2 separate regions of the Mus musculus genome follow, and region 1 is linked to region 2. The links are chromatin contacts, found by POLR2A ChIA-PET in ENCODE. All regions are on one chromosome and are shown on one strand. Each heading gives the region's core, a stretch centred on a gene start or an enhancer-like site at or near the end of the contact. The rest is flanking DNA. Distances are from core to core; before and after follow the strand shown. Region 1 holds the start of Plxnb2 (plexin B2). Region 2 holds the start of Pim3 (proviral integration site 3).

Region 1 (5,738 bases), core at 2,597-5,096, 320 kb before region 2:
GGGTCCTTTAGCCCAGCAGGCTTCCCCGCTCAGAGAAGAGGGAGGCAGCTGCCAGGGCCAGCCCCTTTCCTTTACACCCCACTCGTTCTGCAGAGGGATGAAGGGATGGACAGAGGGTGGGAAGGGGTACTTTGCCTAGGCAGCTACTTGAGAGGGCAGAAGCTCTTTGTCCTGAGAGGATCTAATTCTCCTTCCTGCTGTGATTGGCCAGCATGAGAGAATGAGGGATGGTGTGGGGGCCTGGCACCCCACTTGCAAAAGCAAGCTCAGGCTGTTCTTGGAGGTCCTCGCCACAGTCCTTATTCCCTTTCTTGGAACACCCCCTGAACACCTGCTCCATGCATTTCACCCATGCTGCCAAGGGCTACTCCAGCTTTTCCCCCTGTGTCTGCCCCTCCTCCTGCAGCTTGCTTGAGAGGCGTTGGGCTGTAGCCTGATGCTATATTCTCTGCTGTCTTGGCCTTAGGGTACAATTGAACCCGTAGGCAGAGGTATCTCTTGGAGGTGCTGTTCTGTGCTCTTCCTAAAGGGCTAAAATGGCTCTGGGGACCTAAGTCTGCCAAGCTTCCCTTTCCCTTCAAGGCTCTAGCTTGTCTTCAGACCTCCCCTCCCCCCAAAGAAGCACTTTTGTCCTAGCAGTAAGAATGGGACGTGGAACACAGCCTGGTCCCTGAATGTTGGAGGATTCTGTGTTAGTTTAGCCCTGTCTCACCCATTCCTGGATTGATGCTATTGTGCAGTACTGCTAATCCTGGGTACAGCGCGTTACAATGTTACAACCTAGCATCACAACCTGGCCCTTGGGGTGGTCCAGACTGAAGTGAGGACCTGGAGCAGCAGCCAACCCTCAGCTGAGTATCAGAAACCTGTAGGTGGGTCTCCTGACCACTTAAGACTGCTCCTCTGAGGGACTGGGCCATGTGGGTTCACTGGGCAGTGTCAGTGTCAGGCAGTATCAGGGAAAAGGGGCATTCTGAGAGGATGGGCCGTACATCCTGTGATGCTTTAAAGGGCCACTAGCAAAGTAAGTTGGTTTAGAGCTGCATGGTGAGCGTTTGTTTTCTTAGAGAGCTGCTGAGTAGCATGGCCATGACCTGTTCTGGGTTCTTTGGACTCTTTAATCAAACCTCAAGTATGTACTGCCTCGCCCTTCCCCACTGATCCTGGCTAAGCCAGACACAGCGAAGGTATCCCAGTGGTAACAGGTGTCAGCACTGTGCCTAGATCTTTGCATGTGCTCAGTTGTTTACCCCTGACCTTAGCCCATGACAGCTTGTCACACTGCCCACTCTACAGGTGAGCAGACAGATGAGATAGATGGGTGAATTTACACAGTGATCTAGGTCAGTCTAATGCAGTATCCAAGGAGGTGACCTGTTAGAAAATTGAGCAAAGGCAGGTTGAGATGGAGACCTTGTCCTTAGGAAGAATGGCATTAGCATCTCCTGGAACAGTGGTGCCAGCCTCACCACTAAGAGCCTGGTCTCTAAGGGATCTTCAGAACCATGGCACCATCCTCTGTGACAGCTGGAGCTCCCCGGCTGTGGGGACTAGCCATTTGGAGTCTGCAGAACTGTGCCTTCCATGTGCCAGCCTCCTATCCGAGTGACAGGTCTAAGCCTCCTCCGTCTTAATGGCTCCACCGTAAAATGCACATCTCAAATATCACTGCAGTGTGTTTCTCGTGCTAGTTTTCACTTGACTTTCACACAGTAGGCTTCAGGGTGCCCCACCCCACACCACCCCAAGGACCTCAGCCACCATCAGCCTAGGACTCTTCATGGGAATCAGCAGACAGATTTAGAGGAGGGGCTGGTGGGGAGGTAGAAGGCTATAGACACAACAGTGCTGCTTAGGGCACAAACCCAAGGCTGACACACAGGAATGAGCAAAGTTCCAGTTTCTTCGAGGGGCTTGTCCTGGTTACTGGTAGAGTATACCGCCTGCCTGCTGGCTTCCTACCAGCTACATCCTCTCCGACTCTCTCTCTCCCAGGATGGGATCAGCTGAGTTAGTGGAGCTTCTGTCCAAAGTAGGCTCAAGCCCATCTCTTTCCATCCATGCCAAGGGCAGAGCCTGGAGGGATGTCGAGACAGATGGCTCCAAAGAGGTGCTCCCCTCCCCCCAGCCCAGAGGTCCCTTACAGTTTAGATGCCTGGAGAGTGAGAAGCTAATCCTGGAGATTGTGATTCCCAGAGCTCCCTTGTGTGGCCAGTTGGGAGAGCGCAGTGAGCCAGCATTCAGGGGATCTAAGAGGGTTGGGTGGAGGTCATGAGGCAGCCAGCCCCAGGGACAGACCGGAAGGACAGGAGGACTCTTTTACCCTCCAGCTTCCTGCCTTTTCTATTTTGAGCCCTACTCAGTTCAGAATACTGGCCTTCCCACAACTTTGTTATTAAAATATCTTTTTTTGTTATACAATACTTGTCTTTTAATATTTTTGATACAAAGTTTGCAGCTGTGTTACTGGATATTTTAGAGTTGTGTGTGTGTGTTGGGGGCCGTAGTGTTGAAATCACTGAATATTTTGGAGTCTCTTGTATGTGGGGGGAGGGGGCGGGGTTGCTGGTGGAGGGGAGAAGGTGATTCAACCAAGCCTGGCTGCTTGAGATGGGGCAAGTTCAACTTCCTTAAAGAAACAGTGAAGTCCTCAGATTTGTGAAGTTTTCAGGTTGGGGAAGACATAAGAATTGGGGCAGATCTCCAAAGCTGGGGAGATGTTGTTCCAAGCTGGCTCAGTCAGTCACGGGCACCCCAAAAGGCTCTCCACAGAGATGCCAGAGGAAATAGGAGGAAGTAGGCAGACGGTATTCAAGGAGGGCAAATCTGGAGGCTGGCGAGATGGCTCAGGGGGTAAGAGACTGCTCTTCCACAGGTCCCGAGTTCAAATTCCAGCAACCACATGGTGGCTCACAACCACCCGTAGTGAGATCTGACGCCCTCTTGTGGTGTGTCAGAAGACCGATACAGTGTACTTATGTATAATAATAAATCTTTGGGCCTGAGCGAGCAGAGATCCTAAGAATTCAATTCATAACAACCACATGAAGGCTCACAGCTAGAGTGTACTCACATACATAAAATGAATAAATAAATACATCTTTAGTTTTTTTTGTTTTAAAAAGGAGAGCAAATCTGGGGTGGAAGAGACAGCTATTCCAGGGTAGACATGAATGAGCTGGGGTTTGGGGACTAGTTCCAAACCTTGTCCTGAGATCGCCACCACAACTTCAAGGCCTGAAGTAGGAACCCTACGGTACTGTCCTACCCTATAGACATTTTGGGGGTCGGTAAGGCCAAGGGGCCGGGAAGGAGAGTAGAACATTCCATAAGGAGAACAGAGCGGCTAGGATTTGGAAGAAAGAATCAAGGTTCAGCAGCCCTCACCCTCGGGAACGGGATGAGCGCGTGGTCCCGCCTGTTGCCAATGGTGGTGCGGTTCCTTGCGCCCCGCCCATCTCCAAGAAGACACTTGAGGCCTCGATCTGGCCCAGGCGAAGCCACCCACTGGTGCCGGGCCGCGTGCGCCATTCAGTTCGGCCTGGGGCACTCCCGGGGTTGTGCCCAGCCTGAGCGAACTCCTCTGATGACGGGGCAGTGGGAGGTGCGGGGGAACTGGTGCCAGGAGACGAGACTGCAGCAGGCAGGGAGCGCGGATTGCTACTGGGCGCGAATCTCCAAGCAAAGCGGTGTGCATAAGTGGCTCTGAGCCGAGGGAAACGCGGGGTACGCTAGGGACGCCAGCCGCCCCTCCTTCCCACCCTCTACCCCTTAGTCTCGTCCCTCCCTCTCGCCCGCCCCTGTCCTCCCCGCCCTCCTTCTCCCCTGGCGGGGGCGGGGCCGGCGGCTCCCGCGCGCTCCGGCCCCTCCTCGGCCACACAAAGGCCCGTCTCCATGGCAGCCGCGCGGGCCGGAGCGCAACGCAGAGCGCGGCCCCGGCGCCATCGAACGACGGCTGCGGAGGAGCAGGTACGGCACTCGGGGACGGGAACTGTGGGGGCGTCGCGCAGGCCCAGGCTTCGCCGTCTCCGCCACTCGGCCTCGGCCTGCGCCCCCGGACGCGGGGGTCTTAGGGCAGTGCCGCTGCGCGGAGGGCGACGCGGGCCTGCGTCTTTGCCCCGCGTCTGTCTGTCTTTCCAATCGGCTGGGCCTGGCTGTTCCTGCCTCCCCGATTGGCGACGAGGCCCTCAGCGCTGGGATGCTGGGAGACTGTCCTGGCAGGCAGGGTTCCCACGACCCGGTGGAGCTGCACCCGACCCGGTGTAGTTTCAAACCCTCCTTCACGGCCGGCGTCCCTACCGAATCGATGGACCAGAGCAAGTCATCTCTGTCGTGCTGGACCTCCAGGCCCCAGTTCTCAAGCTAAGCTTGCTCAGACGCTGGGCTCTGCTGGGGCTTTTTACAGGGGTGCTCAACCAAAGCAGTGCCCACACCTTCTGGGACAGGGAACAAGAGCCAGAGAGAACTAACACTCAGTAGTAGTACCTGGTGAGGCCCCACGCCTCCCGGCAAGATCTCCGCAAGTTTCTAGTGTAGTTCGTTGTTGTGGTGTTTGGAGAGACACTTAGGATTCAGAGGGCTTAGAACTTGTGGGTGCTTTTACACAGTCCAGTCCTTCACTTCCATATACCTTCTTAAGGGAGATTCATTGCTTCCTCTGTTTCCTGCTGTGTGGCAGGTTTGTGTGTGGGTGGGTCCTTTCTATCTGGGGTCTTCTGAGCCTAAGAATCCTAGAGTTTCTGGCCACGTCACTTAATTCCTTTTTCTAGTTCCTTGGAGAAGGCAGGAAGGGAGATCGGATTATGGCCACCATGGTGGTGGTGGTCAGAACTGTAGCTGAAGCCAGGTCCCAAAGCCAGTGTCACGTTCTGATGAACGGAGGCCCTCGGGGGCCCTCATTTGCCTTGGGGAGTGCCCCCCTCTAACGTCTCTCTTCAATTTGTATTGATGATTTTAAAGCTGAATTTCTCAGACTGCTCACAAACACCTAGAGGGTGGGAGCTGTCAGCCTGATCCCACACCCGGATGCTGTCTTGGAACATAGGGAATGTCATCAGAAAGTTGGACTGTCGCTAGCATGAGTCCTTGCTCTTTGGTCAGGAGGTGAAGTTCCTAGGAAGGTAGAGCCAACGCGTGAGTTGTTTTGTGGAATGTGCCAAACCTTATTGTGTTGTATGGAAATTGCTCGAGAAGACTAATCACCAGGTAGACTACAGAGCCTCGGCCACCTAGTCGCTCACACCCTCCCATGGAAGTGGGGAGGCCTGAGGACTGGCCAGAGGTTTCTAGCCCCAGGATCTGAGGGAAGTTACTTAGAAAAACAAGAGTTTGGAATGTGAGTTCCCCCCTCCCCCACGGGCTGCCTGCCAAGGAGGAATTATTTTGGATTATCCAGCCGAGTCCAGCGAGTCCAGCTACCCAAAGAGCAGGCTGAAGCAGAAGGGGAGGCTGAAGCAGCCATGGGAGAGGGACCCACTTCCGGGCTGAGTTGAGAACCCCAGGAGGGCGGGGTTGAGAACTCCAGGAGGGCGGGGCTGGCAAGTCCAGGCAGCTCCACCACCTCGCTCCCATGGCTGCTCAGACCAGTCAGGGGCGGTGTAGGAGGGCATGTGTCACCTTGGGTTGGAGAAGGACCTCAAGGTCGGCTCCTTTGTTGGCCCTGCCCAACCTGGAATATGCCCAGGCTCCTCTGACAAAGCTCGTGGGGGAGGAAGTATTTTAGATCTCTCTGGACGACT
Region 2 (6,121 bases), core at 3,197-5,696:
CAGCAAATAGAGGACCCAGTATCACAAGACCCAACCTATCTCCTTGGAGCCTATAAGCTATGGAGATGCCTGCCTCTCTTTGCAAGGCTGAGAGCTTGGTCCTCCCTCCTAGTCTCACTCACTACTGGCTTGGGAGAAACCTGTAGCAAGGCTATCCCACCCCTACCAGCTCTCACCCCCATCTGCTCCAGAGGGCATGCTAGTGCCTTATCTTTCACTTCACTTTCCAAAACTCCCTGCTTCTCAATCTCCTGGCCAGAGACTTCTGCTGTGCTGCCTGAGACCCAACAGGTGGTACCCAGTGGCCTCAAGACTGAGCACTGTCCACCAGTGACCTACTTTTGCAGCTGGGTGTGGCTGATGGCTTGCTCCTTCCACAAGATGGAACCAGGGTTCAATCACTTCGGACTGAACATCAGCACACCATCTTGCACTCAACCCCCTTCCTTACTCTTCCAAGTACTGTCTATTCTACCTCACTTGTTCTAACACCTCCACAGGAAACAGACTTCTACTCTTCCTAAGGGCAGTTGCCCCACCCCCACCCCAAGACTCCTAATGAACCAGCCTTCTAGCTCTGAGTAGAAAAAAAGGTGGTAGCCGGGGAGTGGTGGTGCACGCCTTTAAATCCTAGCACTTGGGAGGCAGATTTCTGAGTTCAAGGTCAGCCTGGTCTACAAAGTGAGTTCCAGGACAGCCAGGGCTACACTGAGAAACCCTGTCTCAAAAAAAACAAACAAAAAGAAAAGGTGGTAAGGAGGGACTAGGAAGAAACACCCTCTGGCTAATTCATGGCACTGGCCTCTCGAAAGCTTATCTCTACCCCTCCCCACTCTCCCCATCACCCACTTGACAGAGATTTAACAGAAACCTGGAAGACTACCCAGGGCCCCAGTCCAATAAACAGAAGTTATCCATTATATACCAAAACATTTAATTGAAATACCTGTATAAAAAATATGATCTTCAGACATTTCACACTTTTGAACTTATACAACCCCACCCCTGATGCTTAGTCACACCAGGGTCACAGAAACACAGCTGCTAAAATAAATTAAGGGCTTGAGACTCTGTCCCCCAACCCCAGCTTTCAGAGCCAGCAAGCAGACTGTACAAGGTCAATAATTTAAACCCCTCCCCAGCGCAGAGTGCTCAGGGTGACAGGGTCTCCCACTCCCCTTAAATTAGCCACTGTACAAATGCTTCCTCCCGCAAACACGGGGGTTGGGGAACTCCTCCAGGTGCAGGAATTAGGATGGGGGTCTGTGGACTCAACAGCCACATTTGACTTTCAACACCCCAGGGGCCTGGAGAAGGTGGTTGCTTGGAGGAACCTCAGCAAATAAATTAAACAATAAATAGCCCCAGCAGGGCGGGGGCGCCCTCCAGGGTGATCACACCATAAATAAGAGACCGTGGTGGCACGCTTAGGTTGCGTGCGGAGCCGTGCCGTGCCGGGGAGGCAGACGGGCAGCAGTGGCCCAGCGTTGCATTGCTTGTGCAGACATGCCCAGATGAACACCAGGAGACTGGAGGGTTGGAGGTGGGCACCACAGGGCGCTCCATGTCAAACACACTTGGTCAGGAAGGCTGCCTCCTGAGATGGAGCAGCAGGGTCGGGATCTCTGGTTCAAGTATCCACCCAGGGCAGGACCTTGCTTAGCCCGCAGCCATCTTTGGACAGAAGAGCTCAAGAAAACCCAGGCCCTGTGGAGCAGCGTTCAAAAAGGCACTCAAAGCAAAGGAAACAGGCCCGGTGCCGAGAGCAAAGGTCACCAGGGGTCAGAGGTCACTGCTTTTGCAGCAGACATCCCAGGCAGAAAGTGTTCAATTCTGGGAGAGCGCTGGCTAGGCCGAGCCCAGGCCCCTTCTCCTCCTCACAAGCTCTCACTGCTGGAAGTGGTACTGGCTCCGTCGTCAGTATCCAGGGCACAAAGCCGAAGGTCACAGTTCTCTGGAACGCTCCCCTCTGTCCCCAGCATCCAGGGGTGGGCAGCAATTTGGTCCAGGGAGGGCCTCTCTGAGGGCCTCAGGGAGAGACACCACTCAATAAGCTGCTGGCACTCTGCAGAGAGAACAGGGGGTCAGAGTCCTGCTGCAACACTGCCCTGCCCCCAACACGGCCCCAGCCAGCTTCTACAACACACCTGGGGAGACCCTCCTCCGGAAAAAGAGCCTGCCGCGCAAGATCTCCTCATCCTGCTCAAAGGGAATGTCCCCACACACCATGTCGTAGAGCAGTACACCCAGAGACCACACAGTGGCAGACCGCCCGTGATATCGGTGATATCGGATCCACTCTGGGGGGCTGTACACACGGGTGCCTGAGGGAAGAATCGGGATTAGGTACACATCAGGATATATACACACTGGGGGGTGAACACACTGAACAACGGGCCTTCATTAGCTCTCAGCCAGCCTCCATGGGGCCTCTGAGAATCTTGCTTGTCATCACCCTGGAAAAACCCCAACACAGCTGCAGGCGGGACTCAGGAAAGGAGGGACATGGAGGGCAGGGGAGGAACAGGAGTGAAGGGGAGGTGAAGGCCCACCCCTAACAGGCCCCAAGGCAGGAGCGCGTCACATGAGCTCCGGCTCCAGTTTCACAACAAACAGATACAACGTAAGCCACTGGGAACCAGGCCTGGTGTTCTAGCTCCTCCCGCCCCGGCTCGCCTTGCTCAGCTCTGCAAGGCTCGGAAAGGGGAGGAGAGGAGCTTAGAAAGAGGAGGGGCGGGAGAGATGGGAGGAGGGAGGAGAGGAGTGGGGGAGCCCCGGCTTCCCCGCGCTCCGCAATGCGGGGATTTCTACTGCGGCGCCCCCGCGCTCCGCACGCACGCACGCACGCAAGGGAGGCCCGCGAGCGCCCTCCCCGGCACAGGGAGGGGCCACGGCGCCGAGGCGGCTGGCGGGGGCCCTGCGTCACGCGCGTATCGCGGGTCTCCCTGGCTGCCACCCACCGTCCCCAGACCCTGCGCCCTCACACCGCAGAGGGCTACCCCGGTGTCCCCAGTCCCCCCCACCCCTCCCGTAAGCCAGGCGTGGCGCGTGGCCGCCTAACAGTCGCCGGAACGCCGCACCACCTGCTCACCATCAAAGTCAGTGTAGACCGTGTCCTTGAGCACCGCGCCCGAGCCGAAGTCGATGAGCTTCAGCTCTCCCGAGCGCAGGTCCACCAGCAGGTTCTCGTCCTTGATGTCGCGGTGCACGACCCCACAATTGTGGCAGTGCCGCACAGCGGCAAGCACCTGCGCGAAGAAGCGACGCGCCAGCGGCTCGTCCAGGGCGCCTCGTTCAGTGATGAAGTCGAAGAGGTCCTGTGCCGGCTCGGGTCGCTCCAGCACCAACAAGAAGCCGTCGGGCCGCTCGAACCAGTCCAGCAAGCGGATGACGCCGCGCGCGCCGCCCGCCGCGCCCACCTTGCGCAGCAGCACCACCTCCAGGGGCACGGCCACTCCGCCCTGGGGGACAAGGCGGTCATCGGACAAAGCCAAGGCAACCCACACCCGCATGCCCCGCACCCGCACGCCCCGCACCCGCATACTTACGAGACTGCCCCACTCGGTCACCCGCTCCTTCACCACGTGCTTCACAGCCACCTGCGGGGAAAAGAGGGGGCGACACGCGAGCGGTCAGACGGGCGGCCGAGCGTGGCGATCGTCCACGCGGGTGCGCCCGGAGCCACGACTCACCGGGAGTCCGTCGGCGATGCGGCTGCCCGCGTAGACCGTGCCGAAGCCGCCGCTGCCCAGCACGGCGCCCACCTGGTACACCTTCTCGAAGCTCTCCTTGTCAGCCTTGGCTGTGGGACAAACAATCGGGTTGATGATGACCCAAAGCCACCCCCCGGCCCCCGCCCAGGCCCCCTCCCTGGTCCCCACACATACCTGGCTGTAGGATCTTCACTGGGAGGTGGTCCACGCCGCCAGGCCCGCAGAGGTGCGCCAGGGAGCCGAACTTGGACAGCAGCATCGCGGGTGGCCTCGCGTGCGGTGCCGCCTCTGACCCGTCCGGCAAGGACGCGGGAGGGCGGTCTTCCTGACCGCAGACAGCGCGGCGGATCCCACGGCCCCGAGGCCGAGCGCTCAGCGGGGCAGCCGCGCGGCGCAGTTGCCCGGTGGCCGCGCGAAAGCGCGTAGACGGCAGCTGGCCGAGCAGCTCACACGCCCCGGCCGCCTCGCCCCGGGGTTTTGGACCACGGAGATGTGTATCCTTCCGCGGAGGCGGGGCCGCCTGAAGCTCCGCCTCCTTCCGCCCGAGGCTCGCTTTGCGGTGTGGCTGTTTTGAGTCTCGCAGGGCGGTGCTGGGGAAGCCGGACGCTCCCTGTCGTTTCACCAAGGGCTGGTGGCGCGCGGGGACGACGACCCGTCCGGACTAGCTTGCCGTAGTAGAGTCGCGGAGGTGCACGGCGTTCCGCGGCTTTCACGGCGCTCTCACCCGCCCTGCGCACGCGCAGCTCGCGCGCGGGCGGCGGCCCCCTTATGTCTCCGGCAGCGCGGGCGGGGCCGCATAAGCCAATGAAAATCGAGGTTTTGAAAGGACACGGGGACTCAGCCAATGGCAGCGTAGGGCGGGGCCTTCCGAGCCTCGCCCCCCAGGCCGCGCTGAGGAAGGTCACTCTCCGGCTCCGCGAGTTACGCGTGTTGTTCCCTCGTTCTTCGTGGGCGTTTGTGGCTGGGGGTGTGCGAGGAGTCGGCCCCCTCTGAGAAGCGGAAGTCCGGGAGGACAGTCGTGCGGCCCTGAGGCCTACGCTGACACTAGCTCTGTGTGCGTCACCCGCTGCTCGCGCGCCACGATGCGCACGTGGCTGGGCGACAGAGAAAGCATTGCCCTCAGACCTCTCAACCCAGCCTCAGCTCCCTGGAGCACACCTTGAGTGTTCGCCCATCAGCTAGGCTCAGATCTCATGCTCCTAGCTGGGTACTTATGAGAGCCTCCTAAACCCTAGATCCTCCCTCCTGGGAACTTGTCCCTCTGCTCTAAGGCCATCTGACAAAGTGTCCCTTTAGCTGCTCACAACTACCAAAGGTCCTTTGTTGATGACTATTATGCCCATAGTTCCGTCCTGAGCAGCTCAAGTAGACACAGCCTACAGCAGTCTCCCTGTGTCCTTTTTACCTATACCTTAAGACACCAGTGAAATTAGACTCAACTGTTGTTGACCCCTGGCTAAGTCACTGACCCAAGAGCAACCCAGGACTTGGAGTTGTCATCTGTCATAGCTGGGTGAGAATGAGTTGAGAGCCATTGCTCCCTGGACTTCAGTTTGATGTCTAAACGATTCAACTGTCGTTCCTGAACTGCTACTACTTGGGGGATCTGGAGCCTGGCTTCCCACTGGCTTATCCATGTTCCTCCACTAACACCGCAATCCACACTTTCTCTCTCTGGAACCTTTCTGAGGCGCCTACTGCCTTGACACTATTTGGGGCCCACCTGGTTTCCTCACCCCCTTTCTGTCTTTGTGGCCTAGACCCTCAACAGTCTGGACACACTCAGGCCCTCGGAATAGGTCTCAGGTTCTTGGAGCTCTGTCTGGCTGTCTCCTAACATGCTTTCCAGGAGCTGACCACATCTGCCAAGAACAAAGCTTTCCATACCAGCTATCAGCAGGGTTTACAGGGTACCTGCTCAGGTGTGGGGGAGGGGCGGGGGTTGTCTGCCTGTGGGTGCTTTCAAAGGACCAGCTAAGAACCCAACAGGGCCTGTGCTCCTCCTGGCCAGGACAATCTGGTTGTATTGGACCCCAGTCTTTCGGGAGAGGGAGGGAGGGATCCTTGAGAACTGTCTAGGTGGGTAGTAAATTCAATGGTGAAGAATGGCTGGGGTTCCCTGGTGTCTCCCTAGAGACCCTCACCCAGCATGTGACCAGGCTGGCCTCAAACCCATAGAGATCCTCCTGCCTCTGCCTCCCCAGTTCTGGGATTAAAAGTGTGTACCAGCACCAACCGGCTCCCAAGTGATTTTCTTTTCTTTTTTTTTTTCTCTCCTGTTTGTTTGTTTTTTAAGACAGGGTTTCTTTGTGTTGTCCTGGAACTTGCTCTGTAGACCAGGCTGACCTTGAACTCAGTGATCCACCAGCCTTTCCCTCCTTAGTGCTGGGATTAAAGATGTGTTCCAC

The links. ChIA-PET counts read pairs that join two places held with the same protein, here RNA polymerase II (POLR2A).
Region 1: POLR2A ChIA-PET joins it to region 2 with 31 read pairs in embryonic stem cell. The contact joins the promoter of Plxnb2 here to the promoter of Pim3 in region 2. POLR2A ChIA-PET finds 5 or more read pairs at or near these places in 3 of 5 experiments (Patski and embryonic stem cell).

What each region holds. Positions count from the first base shown.
Region 1 is chr15:89,178,896-89,184,633 of GRCm38, reverse strand. Plxnb2 (plexin B2) reads left to right here and starts at 3,846. Exons shown (of 38, transcript NM_138749.3): 1 at 3,846-3,969. It overlaps Dennd6b (DENN/MADD domain containing 6B), which reads left to right. Exons shown (of 20, transcript NM_027081.3): 20 at 1-2,421.
Region 2 is chr15:88,860,519-88,866,639 of GRCm38, reverse strand. It overlaps Pim3 (proviral integration site 3), which reads right to left and starts at 4,446. Exons shown (of 6, transcript NM_145478.2): 1 at 3,888-4,446; 2 at 3,693-3,802; 3 at 3,549-3,599; 4 at 3,092-3,461; 5 at 2,148-2,324; 6 at 914-2,065. The coding sequence starts at 3,972. The coding sequence ends at 1,878. Gm33049 reads right to left here. Exons shown (of 3, transcript XM_006521646.3): 3 at 4,134-4,807. The coding sequence ends at 4,160.